Regions from separate parts of the Mus musculus genome. Here region 1 is linked to region 2. A link is a loop called in an ENCODE intact Hi-C map of the cell type or tissue named here. Cell type or tissue: heart. All regions are shown on one strand. Each heading gives the region's core, and the rest is flanking DNA. Links, peaks and the distances in the headings are about the cores only.

Evidence for each region. Hi-C counts contacts between places; a loop is a spot of excess contacts. Peaks named below come from ENCODE experiments on the same cell type or tissue, not always from the same donor. Only the 100,000 strongest peaks of a DNase experiment are listed, where the experiment ranks them.
Region 1: a loop joins it to region 2, with 1.9 times the contacts of the local background. A loop is called at or near these places in 2 of 42 quality-filtered maps.

Annotation. Positions count from the first base shown.
Region 1 is chr10:83,504,578-83,512,909 of GRCm38, forward strand. Aldh1l2 (aldehyde dehydrogenase 1 family, member L2) reads right to left here. Exons shown (of 23, transcript NM_153543.2): 10 at 7,713-7,860; 11 at 4,036-4,155; 12 at 3,438-3,565; 13 at 2,021-2,171. All of the region lies in intron 1 of Gm51778 (a long non-coding RNA gene), which reads left to right. Among named protein-coding and RNA genes, the nearest start is that of Gm51778, 11 kb to the left of the region's middle. In heart, for the core only: a CTCF peak has its summit at 4,508 (motif pointing left); no DNase peak of the experiment used is centred there.
Region 2 is chr10:83,357,224-83,365,555 of GRCm38, forward strand. It overlaps D10Wsu102e (DNA segment, Chr 10, Wayne State University 102, expressed), which reads left to right and starts at 2,998. Exons shown (of 4, transcript NM_026579.3): 1 at 2,998-3,150; 2 at 4,824-4,910; 3 at 7,156-7,292. The coding sequence starts at 3,036. In heart, for the core only: a CTCF peak has its summit at 4,929 (motif pointing right); DNase peaks (open chromatin) are centred at 2,938 and 4,588; H3K4me3 peaks cover 2,518 bases; H3K27ac peaks cover 1,502 bases.

The DNA.
Region 1 (8,332 bases), core at 33-8,032, 150 kb after region 2:
ACACACACACACACCCCGCACTAGAATGACGAGCTCTTCTATAGGGTTGGGGAGAAGGCATGTTCAGTCAAGTGCTTGCCGTGAGGACTTGGAGACCCGAGTTCAGATCCCCCAGCACGCACATGTAAAGCTGGGTGGGATGGCAGAGTTTATAATCCCAGCACTGAAAGACAGGACACACAGGTTCCTGGAGCTGTCCTGCCAGACAGACTGACCAAATGCACAAGCTCCAGGTCACTGAGAGACCCTGCCTCAAAAAACAAAAGTGGGGAGCAGTTGAGGAAGAGACGCCCAACATGCATCAAACACATACACATACATAGACACAGAGATACACACAGCATCCATCAAACACACACACCCAAGTTTCCTGTTATATGAAGACCAGTGTGGCTTTTGTTCTCATCACACGTGGTACTGGTTTAGAGTTGGGGGCAAATTAAATATTTACCATGCATGTGTCTTTATCAAGTTTTTTCCCTTAACTGTCTCCTTTAGCCACGTAAAGTGATTTCTGTCCCCTTTACACTCGGATCACAACCCTGCCCCTGCCGTTATCCCAGGTTCTTAGAAGACTATAAGACTCTGTTATTTTTGTGTTTTGCAACAAGGTCTCATGTGTCCCGGGCTGGCCTTAAACTCACAAAGTAGCTGCTGGTAACCTTTCATGTTTGGCCCTTCTGAGCTCATCTCCGGAGTGCTAGGATTCAGACACACCACCACACGTAGTATGTGGTGCCTGGGCTTCATGCATGCTAGGCAAGCCCTCTACCAAATGAGCTGCATCCCAGCCCAAGAGGCAGGACATCCTCAGAAGATGATGGACATCCTCAGTACAAGGTGCAGAGACCATCGCTAGCCTTTAGAGTCAGAACTCATGAATTCTAGCCTGGTTCTCTGGTTCCCGTGCTGTGACACAGGAAAGGTCTCTCCTGATGCCTGTGTCCTTACCCAGAATAAGGGTAACAGCTATCTGTTTCCTACCCATGATTGCTCTAACCATGGTCACAGTTTTATTTTTTTTTAATTATTTCATGTGCAGTGGTATTTTGCCTACATGTATGTCTGTATGAGGGTGTCAGATCCCAAACAACTGGAGTTAAAGACAGCTGTAATGTGCCATGTGGGTGCTAGGAATTGAACACAGGTCCCCTGGAAAAGCAGCAAGTGTTCTTAGCCACTGAGCCATATCTCTAGCCCCACATGATTACAGTCTTAATATACGCCTATAATTCATGTATTGGAGACTTAATTTCCACTGTGGAGCAGAGTCTAATGCAAAATATGTGAGCCGTGAGGCTCTACCCTTGAGAATGGGCTCATACTGTAATAAAAAGGCTCACAGGGCCCAGGAAGATGGTTCAGGGGTAAAAGCACTTGCCATGCAGTCCTGACTGGCAACCTGAATTGGATCCCTGGAAGTCACACAAAATCCAGATGTAGTATACATCTGTAATCCTAGCACCCAGAAATGGTAGGCAGAGATCAAAGAATACCTGAAGCTTTAGGACCAGGTAGTCTGGCAGACACTGTGGTACAACAACAAAAGAGACCCTGCCTCAAAATTAAGGTGAAAAAAAATTTTTTTTTTCGAGATAGGGTTTCTCTGTATAGCCCTGGCTGTCCTGGAACTCACTCTGTAGACCAGGCTGGCCTTGAACTCAGAAATCCGCCTGCCTCTGCCTCCGCCTCCTGAGTGCTGGGATTAAAGGCGTGCACCACCACACCTGCCCGGCAAGGTGAAAATTTATTTCCATGAAGGAAAACTGTTGAGAGGAGGCACACAGCAGGTGGCCTGCTTACCTCCCCCCTCCAGCACCCCCCACTCCCCCCACCCCCCCCGCAATGTGAGGATCTCGAGTTGCTCCTCTCCCTGGGACAGGGAGATAAGCTGCCATCTCAGAACTAAGGCCAAACCTGCTGCAAACTCTCAGGGTATCTCAGAACTGAGGCCAAACCTGCTGCAAACTCTCCACCTTGAGGCCATTTTCCTGTGGGAAGGAGGAGCTTCCCTGCTTACCTGAATTTTGTCACACCAGCCTGCGAAGTATCTGAACGTCTGCACAGACATTCCAATGTGAGTCTTCAGAGCCAGGGTGTAGACAGCCCCGGAATCCAGCGCTTCTATGGTGGCCAGCTCTTCTTGGTTTTCTTCCATTAGGTCAGCGAGTCTGTGTGGTCAGTGAAAGAAACGCAGTTAGTACATACTGATGGAGCCCAGAGCAGCTGGGTATGCCAGCCCTGTATAGGGCACCAACCCAGGACTAAGAATCCAGAGACTAGTCCAGAGGGGCAACACACCTGCCCCGATGGAGCTCGTGGTGTGGGGAGGAAGGTATTAAATAAATCACTGTCTAAGTGGCTTATTTCAGAAAGTTGTTATTACAGTTTCTGCAGTGCTTTGGCTCGAACCCAGGACCTCACACATGTTAGGTGAGTGCTCTACCACTGAGCTACAACCAGCCAGCCTTACAGTTACAGGGAGAAACCAACTAAGTCCCCAGCGTGTGCCCTTTGCCTCCTGCATGCACAAGCAGCAGAGCAGCAGCTGGGCCTCGGTGGTCACAGGCAGGCAGGAGGTGGTGGGTCGAAGGAACCAGCATAGTGGGGTAGTTCATTAATACACAGGGAAGTGTCAGCGTGAGCCACACCACCTGTGGACACGGGTGGCTTTCTCATTGGTACAGAAATGCTTTCAGAACCGACTGAAGAGGTCAGAGGCAGAGTGTGGAATGAATCACAAAGTCTGCAGTACTCACCCAGGGGCCCAGGTTCCTTAGGAAGGGAATGGAGTCTGAGGGATGGTATGAATAGTAAAAAGAGATCTTTTATGTGCCCTCTCTCTTCTCCCTTCCTCTTCCCTTCCTCTCTTCCTAGAGTGGTTCATTTGGGATCTTCAAGAGTTGGGCTTGACATGAGCTGACACCCATCCCCCACCCATGCTTCTGTTAGATCCCCACTCTAAGGAATCTGTCAACTCGGGTGAAATGTCGAGCTGTAGGTAAGCAGAAACCAGGATGAAGAGTTGGAAATGATCACTTCTGGAACACTTAGCTCATTTGTAATATTCTTCCAGGACCTTAGCCTTCCGCCCCCACCCTTCCTTTTTGTCTTTGAAAACAGGGATGGGCTGTCCCCCGTGTGAAGCTCTCTGTCCAATCTCTACTCTGGGAGCCTTGGAGGGCCTTTATAGCCCATATCACCTGGTGACTGACACTTGTGTCAGGACACTTGTGAAGACAGTGAAGGACATGGTCAATGGGTTAAATCCCCCAGGTCTCTCATGGTTGCTCTCCTTCCAAGGCCACTGTAGAGTGCTCTTCTGCATCTACAGAGGACTCTAGAGAGCTCATGCACAGCTATGGACCTTGCCTCCATCCCTTCAGCCCTGGGAGGAGTTTCCAAAGACAACATAGCTGTTTCCCCAGCAAGCACACCTGTACATGAGTCTTCCTCTGTCTCTGGCGTTCATCCTCCCCCATTCGCCGTTCTCAAAGGCGTCCTTGGCTGCGGCTACTGCTCTGTCAACATCCGCTAAAGAAGCGTAGGACACTCTGCATATTGTCTAGTTCAAGACAAGCAGAAATAGGTCACTGAGGGATCTATTGATGCGACTCTTGTAATTAATATTCCATTAATAGTAAAAGTAGAGTATGACTTGTCAAATGAGAAAATTCTATGACAGAAAACTAATCCATCTTGAGATTAAATGGGGAACATAAAGGAGACACATGGAAACAACCTGATCTTGGTCCATCATACATGCCATCTCATTCTGAAAAGACACATTTAGGGCAACTGTACAGTTCTTCCTCAGGGAAGCTTGCCATGAGTCTGAAGTACACCCCCTCCCCCCACTGAGCTCTGCACACAGGGATCTGCTAGGCACTGATCTAAATTCATCATAAACAGTCTACTAAAAAAAAAAAGTCACTATAGTGAACAATAGCTAGTGTCAGAGCTGAGTGGGTAAGAGTCATGTGTGACATGCTGACGTGTGTTTGAACGAGGAGCCTGGGGGCCGTCGTCACTCACAGTTCCATCTGTGGGGTTGACAGTGGCGTAAGTCTCTCCATCCTCGGCATCCACAAACTGTCCATTTATGAAACACTGGTAGGGGATTTTCACTGTCATCCCGTTCACCTCCTTGGAAACCTGAGTGAAGTCAGTGTGCTTCTATGACTATCAACCTGATAATTGGTAGGTGGTTATAAAGATAAATATTCACAAAGCTGGAGAGATGGCACAGTAGCTAAGAGCACTTGTTCCTGCAGAGGACCCAGGCTTGGTTCCCAGCACCCATAAAGGGGCTCAAGTTCCAGGGCATCTGGTGACATATACTGACCTCTGAGGGTGGCATACATCCAAGGCAAACACTCATACACACATACTCAGATTTAAAAAGAGAAATTAAAAACCCTAAAAGAAAGAAATTCACTAATGTGGAAAGAGGTCAGCTTGGTGGGATTCTAGTGACATCTACTGTCACAAGGGCAGATGCACTCTCTTGATGCTCCGGCCACCTGAGGTCTGGGCTTAGCTCTGGCTCAGATGTTCTTCATTATACACAAAGGTGTCTCAAACACCTGTGGGCAGCGCCATCTATTGACAGACTTGAGAGAACCACCAATTGTGCCACTTGGATCCTTGGGAAATTCTTTACCCTGCCTGGCACTTCCTTTTATGCTGGGGCCATCTCTAGATGTCTCCCCTATGTTCTTTCTGTTACACATGAGCTGCAGTATTGTTCTCTCTACCGCTGGGTAACAAGAGAGATTGAAGCTACTATGCTGCTTCCATCAAGCTCAGGGTTTTCATCAGTAAAACGGGGAGAACAGTATCTGCCTCCTCCTGCAAACACGTCCTTCTGAGAGGAGGAAGTGAAAGCATCCCCGAGTGAGCAGACACAGTTAGTTCAGTGATACACACTGAGCCTCTGGGCTGGAATTAAAGGACAGCAAACAGCAATGGTGATGACCCAAGTTCGGATCTTAGCACCCACATAGCCACGCACACCTGTAACCAGCTCTGAGGGATGTGGAAACAGAATGGCTAGGGTTTGTGGCTCCCAGCATAGACAAGAAAATGTGAACACCAATGGAAGCCCCAGTTCAGGGAGAGACCCATCTCAAAGGAATAAGCAGTGGATGATAAAGGAGGGTACCAATACCTTCTTATCAACTCTATTGTTGTGTACACAGACACATGCACACAGATAACACACCCACACTTCCCCCTCCATAACACACACACACAGACATGCACAAAGACACACACAGGGAGATTTTGAATTCACATTAAATAGATTTCTCAAGGTGACTATGAAGGTAAAGAGAGAAATTGTATAAAAACATTTTTTGTTGTTTTTAACACTCTTTCTACCTGAAAGTAGAAGACAGCTGCTATCTGCCTCTGAGGAGATAGTGTGGTGCAGTAGTTAAGAGCCCTTGCTACTCTTGCAGAGGACTCAGGTACAGTGCCCAGAACGAGCACGTGGCAGCTTACACCTGCCTGTAACTCCAGTTCCAGGGGGATCTGACACCCTCTTGTGGCCTCCATAGGCATCTGCATCCATGCACACACACATACACGTGCACACACACACACCCTCACAGGTCACATACATACACATAATTAAAATAAAAAACCAAAACAAGAAAACAAAGGCAGCAATTATTAAAAAACCTGTTGTGGGGTTTCTAGCAAATCCACATAGAATTAATATGAAAAATAATAACCTAAATTTAAAGGTATATAAGAAAATAGTAGTGAAGTTTTCCTATCTGCTGGTATTAAGTTCATATTACCCTGAACTAGATTGCTTTAAGCAAGAATGATTATTGTAAGAAAATAACTAAAGATGCAGTGAAAGAAACAATGGAGGATGGCAAAGGCACCATAGGCAATCCTATATCAAGGAAGACAGAGGAGAAACAGAGCCACCAGAAGAGATCCAGAGAAAGTGTAGTGAAAGCGACTCATAAAGATAAAAATATGAGCTGAGCCGTAGTGGGCACACCCTTAATCCCTGCACTCGGGAGGCAGAGGCAGGTGGAGCTCTGTGAGTGAGGCCAGCCTGGTCTACACAGTGAGCACCAGGACAGCCAGGGCTACAAAGTGAGACCCTGTCTCTGGGGGCAAGGTTGAGGGGAATCTAGTTAGATTCTGTCCTCAGGGGGAAAAAATCTGTTATGTGTCAAAGGGTATTACAAAGAAGTGAAATAATAAAGCAAACCACAGTTCAAAAAATATTTACAGGAGGCTGGAGAGATGGCTCAGCAGTTAAGAGCACTGACTGCTCGTCCAAAGGTCCTGAGTTTAATTCCCAGCAACCACATGGTGGCTCACAACCATCTGTAATGGGATCTGATGCCCTGTGTACTCACATGTATAAAATATGTCTATATATATATATATATATATATGTGTGTGTGTGTGTGTGTGTGTGTGTGTGTGTGTGTATACACACACACACATCCATATCTGATAAAGATTAAATTTCAGAATAGACAGAGTACTTGAGCTATACAATAAAAAGATAAACAATTTTGGAAATGGACAAAGGATTTAAATAAACACTCAAAAAGATGCCTAACATCATCACTGTCCATCAGCAGATGCAAAATTGAAACCATACTTCGGCACTTTTACACACACCTGCTAGGACAGCTAAAGAGAGAGGCAAGTGAGAGCTTGAGAGGGGCCTGGGAAGGTTAGGGCTCTCTGCCACATTGGGGGTGGGATTCCAGAGTGATGTGGCTGCCTTTGGCAGTCCCTCAAATGGTTAAACGTGAGAGCTACAGTATGAGCCATCTATGCCACTCTTAGCACGGTACCTGTATTTTCATGTCAAAACAGATACCTGAAGTTTTATATCAGTATAATAACAACAGCTTCCGGAGCCATACATCACCCAGTGACAGAATTAAAAAGAGGAAGTATGCCAGACATGATGGAATATTATCTGGCCAGAAAGAAAGAGTGGAAGTGGTGAAAACTGCTGTAAGGGCGAGCCTTGAACATACCACACAAAGAGAGAGAGACAAGTACAAAGTCCACATGGATGGTGCATGGTCCTATTTATAGGAAATCCCAACATTATGGCAAACCCACCGACACAGGAAAGAGACTGCTGGTTTCTGAGAACCTGGGTATGGAGCAGGGGAGGAGAAAAGCAGTGTAGTGTGATCTCCAATGGATGCAGTCTTCCCTTTCGGGGTGCTAAAAATGTTCTGAAATTAGATAGGAGTGATAATGATTGCACAGTTTGTGAATGTTCTAAAAAACCATTGAATGGTAAATCTAACTTAATACCAGTCGGACAGAAAAGCTCACTGCTATGCAGCTCAGCTGTATACCTCTAAATTCAGGCGATAATATTTCATATTAAATCTATCTGGATTTGCTATAACTAAGGTGAATTTTATAGCACCTGAATTATATCTCAATAAAACTAGTCTTTTTTTTTTCCCCCTCTGAGACAAGGTTTCTCTGTGTAGCCCTGGCTGTCCTGGAACTCACTCTGTAGACCAGGCTGGCCTCAAACACAGAAATCTGCCTGCCTCTGCCTGCAAGTGCTGGGATTAAAGACGTGCACCACCACCCAGCACTAAAGCTGGTCTTAAAGGCCATATATGTAAATGGCAAATACATGCATCCTCTGTAACGGTGGGTTGTAAGAGCTTGGAGTTGCTCATCGATGAGACACTTACGTAATCCACCACCATCTCTGCCTCTTCGTCCTCTCCTCTCAGTCTCCGCACAACCTTTTGGATGAAATCTCCAAACTTGGTGGCCATGTAGACGTCTTCATTCTGCAGCTGAAGCCCTCCGCAACTCTGTCTGATCTCTTCCACCAGCCTTAAAGTGAGGATCAGCTCACATTACGTCCATTTTTAGTTTCCTCATGGCCTGTTCACTGGCATTGGTGAAGAGGTTTGGGAACGATTTCTGTTCCTATCATACAAGATCATCTTTGGTGGCAACTACAGAAGATGTTAAGATTCGGGACGGACGGCACTTTCTGTTCTCACAGGAGTACCTGGGTTCCGTTCTCATCACCCACATAGGGCAGCTCTCAACTGCCTCTAACTCCAGTTCCAGGGTGATCTGACACCCCTCTGGTCTATGTGGGCACTGCAGGCATGTGATGCACATAAGACAAGCAGGCACACGCACACACATGCACACATGCACACGCAGACATAAAAATAAATTTAAAATATGATGTAGTGTGAGAAAATTAAAAGCCTGTCTTGCAGTTTTTCTGTTTTTAATTTTAGCCACAACTATGAATGAGATAAATTGAGGGGAGGATGTTTTTAACTACAGC
Region 2 (8,332 bases), core at 190-8,189:
TACTCGCACTGTTTTCAGGGATTGCGACACATTCCCCCAGCCATTTCGGGGAACAGATCTGTACTTTGTGTGTCTGGATAGGGTGTGTATGAGCTCAGATACGGAGGTCTAAGATGCTCAAGAGGTTGGTTACCGCGTTGTTGTGTAGTGACAAAGAACTGTGGTAAATAATCTTAGGCTAATGAATGATACTGAAGAGTACTTCCAATGCAAGAAATGAACAACCAACATTTGTCTACTTCCAAAAAGAAAGAAGAAATATATATTCCAGCCCTTTGATTGTATTTTAATTGGGTTATTTGGGCTGGCCAACAGATTAACAGGTTAAGGTGTCTGCTGCTATAATTTTTTAATCCATAGGACCAAATGAAGTGGGAGAACTGACTCCCTCAAGTTGTCCTGACTTCCTGTCATGTGCCCCTGTGCCAAGGCATGTGCCCCACCACACACACAGACACACACACACACACACACACACTGTGCACACACACACACACACAGAGTTGGGTTTTTAAAAAAAAATTTTTAAGATTTGTTTATTTATTTATTTATGTCAGCACACTGTTGCTCTCTTCAGACACAGCAGAAGAGGGCATCGGATCCCATTACATATGGTTGTGAGCCACCATGTGGTTGCTGGAAATTGAATTCAGGACCTCTGGAAGAGCATCCAGTGCTCCTAACCACTGAGCCATCTCTCCAGCCCCACAGGGTTTGTTTGTTTGTTTTGTTTTTGGAGACACAGATTGACTATGCAGCTCTGGCTGGTTTAGATCTTGCTATGTAGTTCAGGCTGGCCTTAAACTCACAGAGATCCACCAGCCTCCCTGCCTTCTGAATGCTAGGATTCAAGGCACTACTTGAATCAACAACTGCATATTTACTGCTGCTCCTGTTCACACCAGACATGAGGTGGAAGGAACTCAAATGTTCATTATCAGAGAAAACACACTGTTAGCAAGTCCTGGTAGCAAATGCCTGCTTGTAATCTCAGCACTTGGGATTAAGTGTTTGAAGATCGATAGCATGGAGTTCAACTATATAGCCTAGGTTATACAGTGTTCCCCCCAAAACAAATCCCTGCCCCGCCCCCCAAAGAAAGTGTGGTACAAAATTCAAGAGCATATTATTCAACATTAAAATTGAAAGATATCCTTTTCAATAAACCTTGAAGACATTCTTCTCAGTGAAATATGCTAGTTACACAAACAAGAGTTTATGATTCTAGTTACACGGAAAGAGAAATTATTGGGTTTGGGGTGGGAGCTGAGACAACTCACTTCAGAGATGGAAGCTTTAAAAACAAAAGCTTTATTTTCTGAGCACTCAGGGAGGCAGCTAGTATGGGGTCTGAACCTCGTCCTGGAAGGGAGATTGTACTTTTTGTTTTGTTTTGTTTTTGTTTTTCGAGACAGGGTTTCTCTGTGTAGCCCTGAGAGGGGAGCTGGGGGGAGCTGCAGTCTTATCCAATTGTGTTTTGACATTATAAGTTAAACAAGGGAGTACTGGGCCATATCCAGGGCACCTGGTTTCAAGGCCCTTAATTCCATTAGGTGCAGAGCTCAGAGTGATAAGGAAGCAGGGGTGGGGTGGGGTGGGGTGGGGGTGGGGAGGAGTGGGTCAGCTGCATGTAGTTAACTAGTGCATACCAGGCAATTAGTTATATATTTTTAAAACTTACACACCTTGATTTAGATAATAGCAATTCCTCTGCTCTCTACCAGTTAACAGACAATTAGGAAAACATGTAGACTTGGGACAGGTGTTCGTTCCTAGGTCTGGGAACATGAACTTGCTTGACCCTGCCAGCAAGATGGAGAAGTTGTCCCTGAGATGGCTGGACTCAGATAACTGTCTCCTTACACATTGTCCCTGAGGAGATGCGTTCACACAGACAACTGTTTACAACAGAAGCTGTTCTGATATAGGGAAGTCCCCAGCTTCCCTAGAGACTGGGACCGTGAATTAAGTTTCTCCCTATGATTAAATGGGAGTCTGGAAATGAAATGGTAGCACTTGGAATACGTTTCTTTCGCTTGTTCTCAACAAAACCATGAGCATTGGGTCCCAGGGGCAGGAAGAGGGGAGGAATGGGGTTTGTCATTCAGGGGTTTTGTTTCAGCTTTTTAGAAATGAAGGATTTGTTTTTCTGTAGGAGACCAAACTCAGTGCCTCACTCACAGCTCTACCTTTTAACTACCACCTGGAACAACCTTTTAGGATTTTGACATGACAGTGTTCCAAAGGCATGCTGTATATATAGCAACGTAAACAGCATTCTTAACACTTCTGGGTTTTGTGTTTACAGTTAAATAGTAAACTAAGCTGGGGTCTGGTCATCCAGACCTGAAATCCAGGCTATTTAGGACCTAGGTGGACTTTGAGTACCAGGTCAACCGGGGTAACTTGGTGAGGCTTTAACAAACAACAAAGTATGGTAATGGGCGGCTGTAGATTTAAGTACACGGAAATGGAAGCTGGAAAATGGTGATTTTGAAGTCAACCTGGGCCAGCCAGGATGACAAAAAATAAAATATAGAAAATGAAAAGAAACTGGGTGTGGTGGCTCCCACCTCTATGGCATCTGGAAGACTAAAGCAGGATTGCTACAAACTGAAGACCACAGAAACCTCCCCAAACAACAACAAAAATGGAAATAACGACAAAGGCCTCGCACCACCTTCTTCATGCTTGCATTTGCTTAGCTTGACCAAGCCGGGTTGATTCTTTTCTAACAACAATAAAGGAGGAGACTAGGGCTAGACTTGGGCTGGGGTAGACTAGGCGCCTGACACGTGCATCCGCAGCGCTCCGCCCACGCAGTGTGGTGCCTTGTTCCCATCCTCCACCCCGCCTCGGCCCCACCCCCGCTTCCGGTTCCCGTGGGTCTGAACTTCATCTCTAGGCGCGAGCTCTGGCCACGCACCCGTAAGTCACCGCCCACCTCCTAGTTTCGGCCAATTGCTGCCTTGACCCCGCCCCTTCCCCGTGCCTTCCTATATCCGGGCTTCTTTCAGTGGCGCTGGGTTGGAAGCATGGAGTTCCAGGGCGAGCGCGGGACCGGTCCTGGTGTTTCTTCGTCTTCTGTAGCCTGCTCGCAGGTCACGGTGTCCAGGGAGCTGCTGACGGCGGGGAGCGAGGGTTCGGGAGGTGAGCGACGGTGGAGAGCGGGGTGGGTTGGAGGGACACGGAACGCTGCTGGGTCAGGGACACTGCGGGACCCGGGAACGCTACTGGAGACACTGCAGGAGGTTGGGGATGCTACCGGGGACCGGGCACGCTGCGGGGTTCTGGGACACTGAGGCGCCCGAGACGCGGCAGGGCCGGGGAAGCCAAGGAGCTCGAGACGCTGTGGGGAGTCGGGGGTCCGGGTTATTGCGGGGCCGCGGACGCCGAGGAGCCAGAGACCCTGCGATGGCTAGGGATGCCGGGGAGCCTGGAACGCTGCGGGGGTATGGGACACCGAGAGAGTCCGAGACGCTGCGGAGGTCGGAGATACCGCGGAGTCTGGGACGCTAATTGGGAGGGGATGCCACGGAGCCCGAGACGCTGCCGGGGTCTGTCCGGGGTACGACTAGGCCAGCCCGGCGCTGGGCGGTGGTGGTTCTTTTTTTTTTTTTCCTCTACCTGCCAAGCCGGTCCAGGCCAGGTGGTCCTTGTAGAGTTCATTAGGAACCGCCCAGCCTGGCAGCATTTGGAGAGGCAGAGGCAGGCGTATTTTTGAGTTCGAGGCCAGCCTGGTCTACAAAGTGAGTTCCAGGACAGCCAGGGCTACAGAGAAACCCTGTCTCGAATAAACAAAGAACAAAATACAAAAAAAAAAAAAAAAAAAAAAAAAGTGGGCAAAGGCTTGAGTCTTCAGTGTTTGTTGCTTGGACTGGGCAGTTGGTTTGTTTGGAAAGGTGCAACTCGGAATAATTAATTTTTTAAATTGAGCACCTTCTAGGTAGGAGAGCTAGGCAAGTATATTCTACAAAAAAAAAAAAGCCCAGTCTGACTTGCCCAAGTCTACATAACCGTTTCTGGTTCTCTGTATTATGTACCTCTGGTATGTGGAGGGGGCTATTCTCTCTTCCTACTATGTGGGGAGTGAATAGCGCTTCCAATTTGGGAGGCAAGCACTGTGTCCATAAAACCCTCTTTTTGGGCCCTATTTCTGACTTCTGACTTACCTTTTGTGTGTGTGTGTGTGTGTGTGTGTGTGTGTTTCAAGACAGTGATTCTCTGTGTTGCCCTGATTGTTCTGAAACTTACTCTGTAGATCAGGCAAGCCTCGAACTCTTGCCTGTGCCTCTTAAGTGTTGGGATTAAAGCATATCTGAATTTCTTAACTAAAATCAAAGACTCATTGCAGGTCTACATTTTGCTAACTGTGCTGTTTAAAGTTGTGCGTTGTGCATCCCTGTTGCCTTAAGAGGTCACAAAGTGTCGAATGCTCTGGTACTGGAATTATAGTCCAGTTGAGCCCCCATGTGGGTGCTAGGAATCAAACAAGAGCAGCTAGTGCTTGAGACATAGCCTTGGCTGGCCTGGAGCACAGAGATCCACTTGCCTGTCTTTTGAGTGTGCCCTGCCATGCCTAGTCCCCCTCCCTGTTTGTCAATGTGTATTTATTAGATCAGTACTAGAGGTTGGGGAGATAGACGTACAGACAGGAGTGTTGGCTCCTCCTCTGTCAGAGTTAGGGGTGGTTCAGACTTCAGGCTGTGCTGATGGGCCCGGCTCTCACAGTTCTTTGGTGTAGAGGCTCATCTCATTTCTGAGTTGCACTTGTTGCTCAGGGCTGTTTTATGCCATGAATTGTTTTGTGTGTGTGGTTTCAGGTATCTGGGACCAGTTGCTCATCAGCTCTAAGCCTCATCCCAGAAAGACCTCTACACTTCAAACAGTTCGGATGCAGAGGAGCCCTTGTAAGTACCTAGTTTCTACTCTAGAGGGCACTCCCCCAATTGAGGCTAGTTAATCCATTATTTGATGGGGACAGTCTGTCTTCATGGCACATATCAAACCGTAGAATCAAATATATTGTGTAAATGACTGAGGAATAGAATTTCTCATGTTAATTCCCTGGTTGCAGGCTTTTTGTTTTTTTTTTTTTTTTTTTTTTTTTGTTTTCAGAATAAAAGGTGTTTTTGAAACCCCAAAAGGCCCAGCTAGCTATGGTCTAGTTAGCTTTGTTTTCCTTGAGACGGGGTCTCATGTCGTCCAGGCCTCATGCTTCCCTGTGTAGCTGAGAATGTCCCTGAACCCCAGATTCTCCTGCCTCACCCCACTCTAGGATTACTGCTACATGCTGCTGGGCCATTTTTTTTTCCTCCCCTCCCACGACAGTCTCACTTTTTATCCCTGGCTGGCCTGGAACTCGGTGTAGACCATGCCAGCCTCAAATTCAGATTCACCTACCTCTGCCTCCACCTCCCGAGTAGTGGAGTTAAAGGTGTTTGCCACCACACCTGGCAGGTATTTATTCTAGGTAATTGCTCAGAATAAGGGTGCTTGTTGAGCCAACGTGAGGACCAGAGGAACCCTCTTAAGCTGTGTGGCTTCATGAGACCATAACCCTTCTACTGTGGGAAGCAGAGATAGTCATTAAAGGACTCTCAAACTGACCTCTGAAACGTCACAAGCCAGACCTCTTATCGTCTGCACTGCTCTCAACATTCTTATCTCCCAGGCTCCTACAGAAGAGCTCACTGAGCTCTGAACACTTAGTGCTTTTAACAGCTCAAAGTTCTACAATCCTAAACACACACAGTCAGGTCTCTGCCACAGCAATACCCCACTGTTAGACCAATTTCTGTCCTGGTTAGGGTTTGTTTCGATGTGATGGGACCACAAGAGGTAACTTGGGGAGGAAAGGGTTTGACTTACACTTCCAAATCACTGTATATTACTTGAAAGAAGCCAGAACAGGAACTCACACAGGACAGGAACCTGGAGGCAGGAGCTGATACAAAGACCATGGAGAGGTGCTGCTTACTGGCTTGCTTCCCATGGCTTGCTCAGCCTGCTTGCTTATAGAATGCAGGACCACCAACCCAGGGGTGGCATCACCTGCAATAGGCTGGGCCTTCCCCCATCAGTCAGTGATTAGTTAAATGTCCTACAGCTGGGTCTTGCAGAGGTATTTCCGTAGTTGTTGTTCTCAGACTCTAGCTGGTGTCAAGTTGACAAAACTAGTCAGCATGGTGGTGAGATTGAATGTGTTCGTTAGAACTCTTGAGTTGCAAAAGAGTGGAAGCTGAGATTGCTTTAAGAGAAGCCAGAGATAGAAAGTAAAGGTTTATCTGGATCCCCATGCCCATTGTCGTCCTATGCTGCTGGTCTCTGCGTTAGACTAACCCAAAGACGCTGCTGTGCAGCTGTGCCTAGTCGGCTGGTTAATGAGAAATGCATCCAGTTAACTTGGTGCTATTCTCCTCAGCCAAGTTGACTGCTCACTGGCTTGGCTAGAACACCCTGTCAGATTACAGCACAGGGCAGACTGCGCTAGGCAGGACTGCAGAAACCTAGGCCCGTTCAGGATGAGGAACATGAGTGACCCAAGTTTCAAAGGAAGGGCAGGCATGGTCCTATGCAGGACTGGGAAGCCAGCCCAAGTTATGAACGTAGAGAATTCGCAAACCTGTTCCTGTTTGTCTTTTTGCTTTTTGTTGTTTGGCTTTTTCTTTTTAAAAAGAAGGGTGGTGTTGCCATTTTCAGATGAAAGGTGGGCAGTTGAGCAGGTGACAGACGTTCTAGGTGACTGACATAGTAAAAAATGCAAATAGATCTCATTAATGACTTTGACAGCCTCACTGTAAAGAGCAGGTTCACTTAACCATTAGCTCATTCTGTCTGGTTTCTCCCCAGTCATCTTGTGGAATGCCAGCCTTCTAGAACTTTATACTTTGGGGATGGCAGAGTAACAGAACATTTGAGTTAATTGGTGAATCGTGTGGTTGTATTGCTCTGCGAGTTCAGAGGGCCTAGGAATGTAACTGATTGGTGGAGCCCTGGGCCTAGCACCCACCCTCCAGTGCAGCCCAAGGCGGCTCAGAAGTGGAGGGATGTAGAGTTGATGGGTTTGTTGCTAACTCTGCTCTGAAATGCTGTGCTGGGAGGGCTTGGTTAGAACTTACTAATACGCTTTGCTTGGCTGTGTTCGCTCTCCAGTGCTAGACCAGGTTCAGGCCTTCCTCCCACAAATGGCCCAGGCAAATGAGAAGCTGAGGAGGGAAATGGCAGCTGCTCCAGCTGGTCACTTCAATATTGAAAACATCGACGAGACGTCTGGAAACATCATACAGATGGTAACTCAGTCTTGTTTCTGTTTCATACAATGGAATTAATATACTTGTCACCAAATGGTATTTTAAAATGTCGTTCTAGAGTAAAATTAGCAAATATTTTCACACAGGCAAGATGGTAAAACATACTTGACTTCCACAGGGCCATACTCCCTCTGTTTGCCTGTTTGACATGCTGTTCAGTGCAGAATGTAGCCGTTTACTTAATAAGCAGGCTTTGTAAACTTATGGCTACTAAAAATTGAGTTACATACAATTTCTTATGTGTGCATGGTTTTTAAGGGAAGGGCTATTCATGTTGACTCATAGTTCCAGGTGAACAATTTTTCATGGTGGGAAATTCTGCCCAGGGCTGTGGTGTCAGAAGCTTGTGGTATGCATGCTACAATTACATCTTTCCCCTTCAGCTACTCTCTGAAAGTGCAGACACCATTCCTACTTCAGTGTCTGAACGAAAGTGGGTGGCAGGCAGGATTTTGCCTGCCAGTGCTGGTTTTTGCTCAGAAATGTAAATTTCTTTAAGGCAAGAGTTGTGATGTTTTTTTTTTGGGGGTGGTGGGGGAGCCTCAGGTTGACCTCAGGTTGTCTTCCCACTGCTGTTACAGACTGGGATTGTGGCCATGTTACTGTGGCCACCTGCTTGTCAAGTCTTAAGTGTCCAATGGGGTGCCTGACTGTAGTCTGGCAGTTCTCAACCTGTGGGTCTCGACTTGCCAGGACCCAGAGAATAGAGATTTTACACTATGGTTGATAGCAGTAGTAGCAAAATTGCAGTTAGGAATAGCAGTGAGAATAATTTATGGTTGGGGGGCATCACCACAACATAAGAACTGTATTAAAGGGTTGTATAGTTAGGAAGGTTGAGAGCCACTACTCTAGTCCACTTTATTGAATGGGTGCTGTTGGATGGATAGTAGGCAGCAAGAACTTTTTTAAAGACATGTTTTACTTAAAGCACTCAGTGACATTGCTCTTAGGATGGATTTGGTGCCCATAAGAACCAGCAGAGAATGTTAGATTTTCTGAGGCTGGAGTTAGTGGGT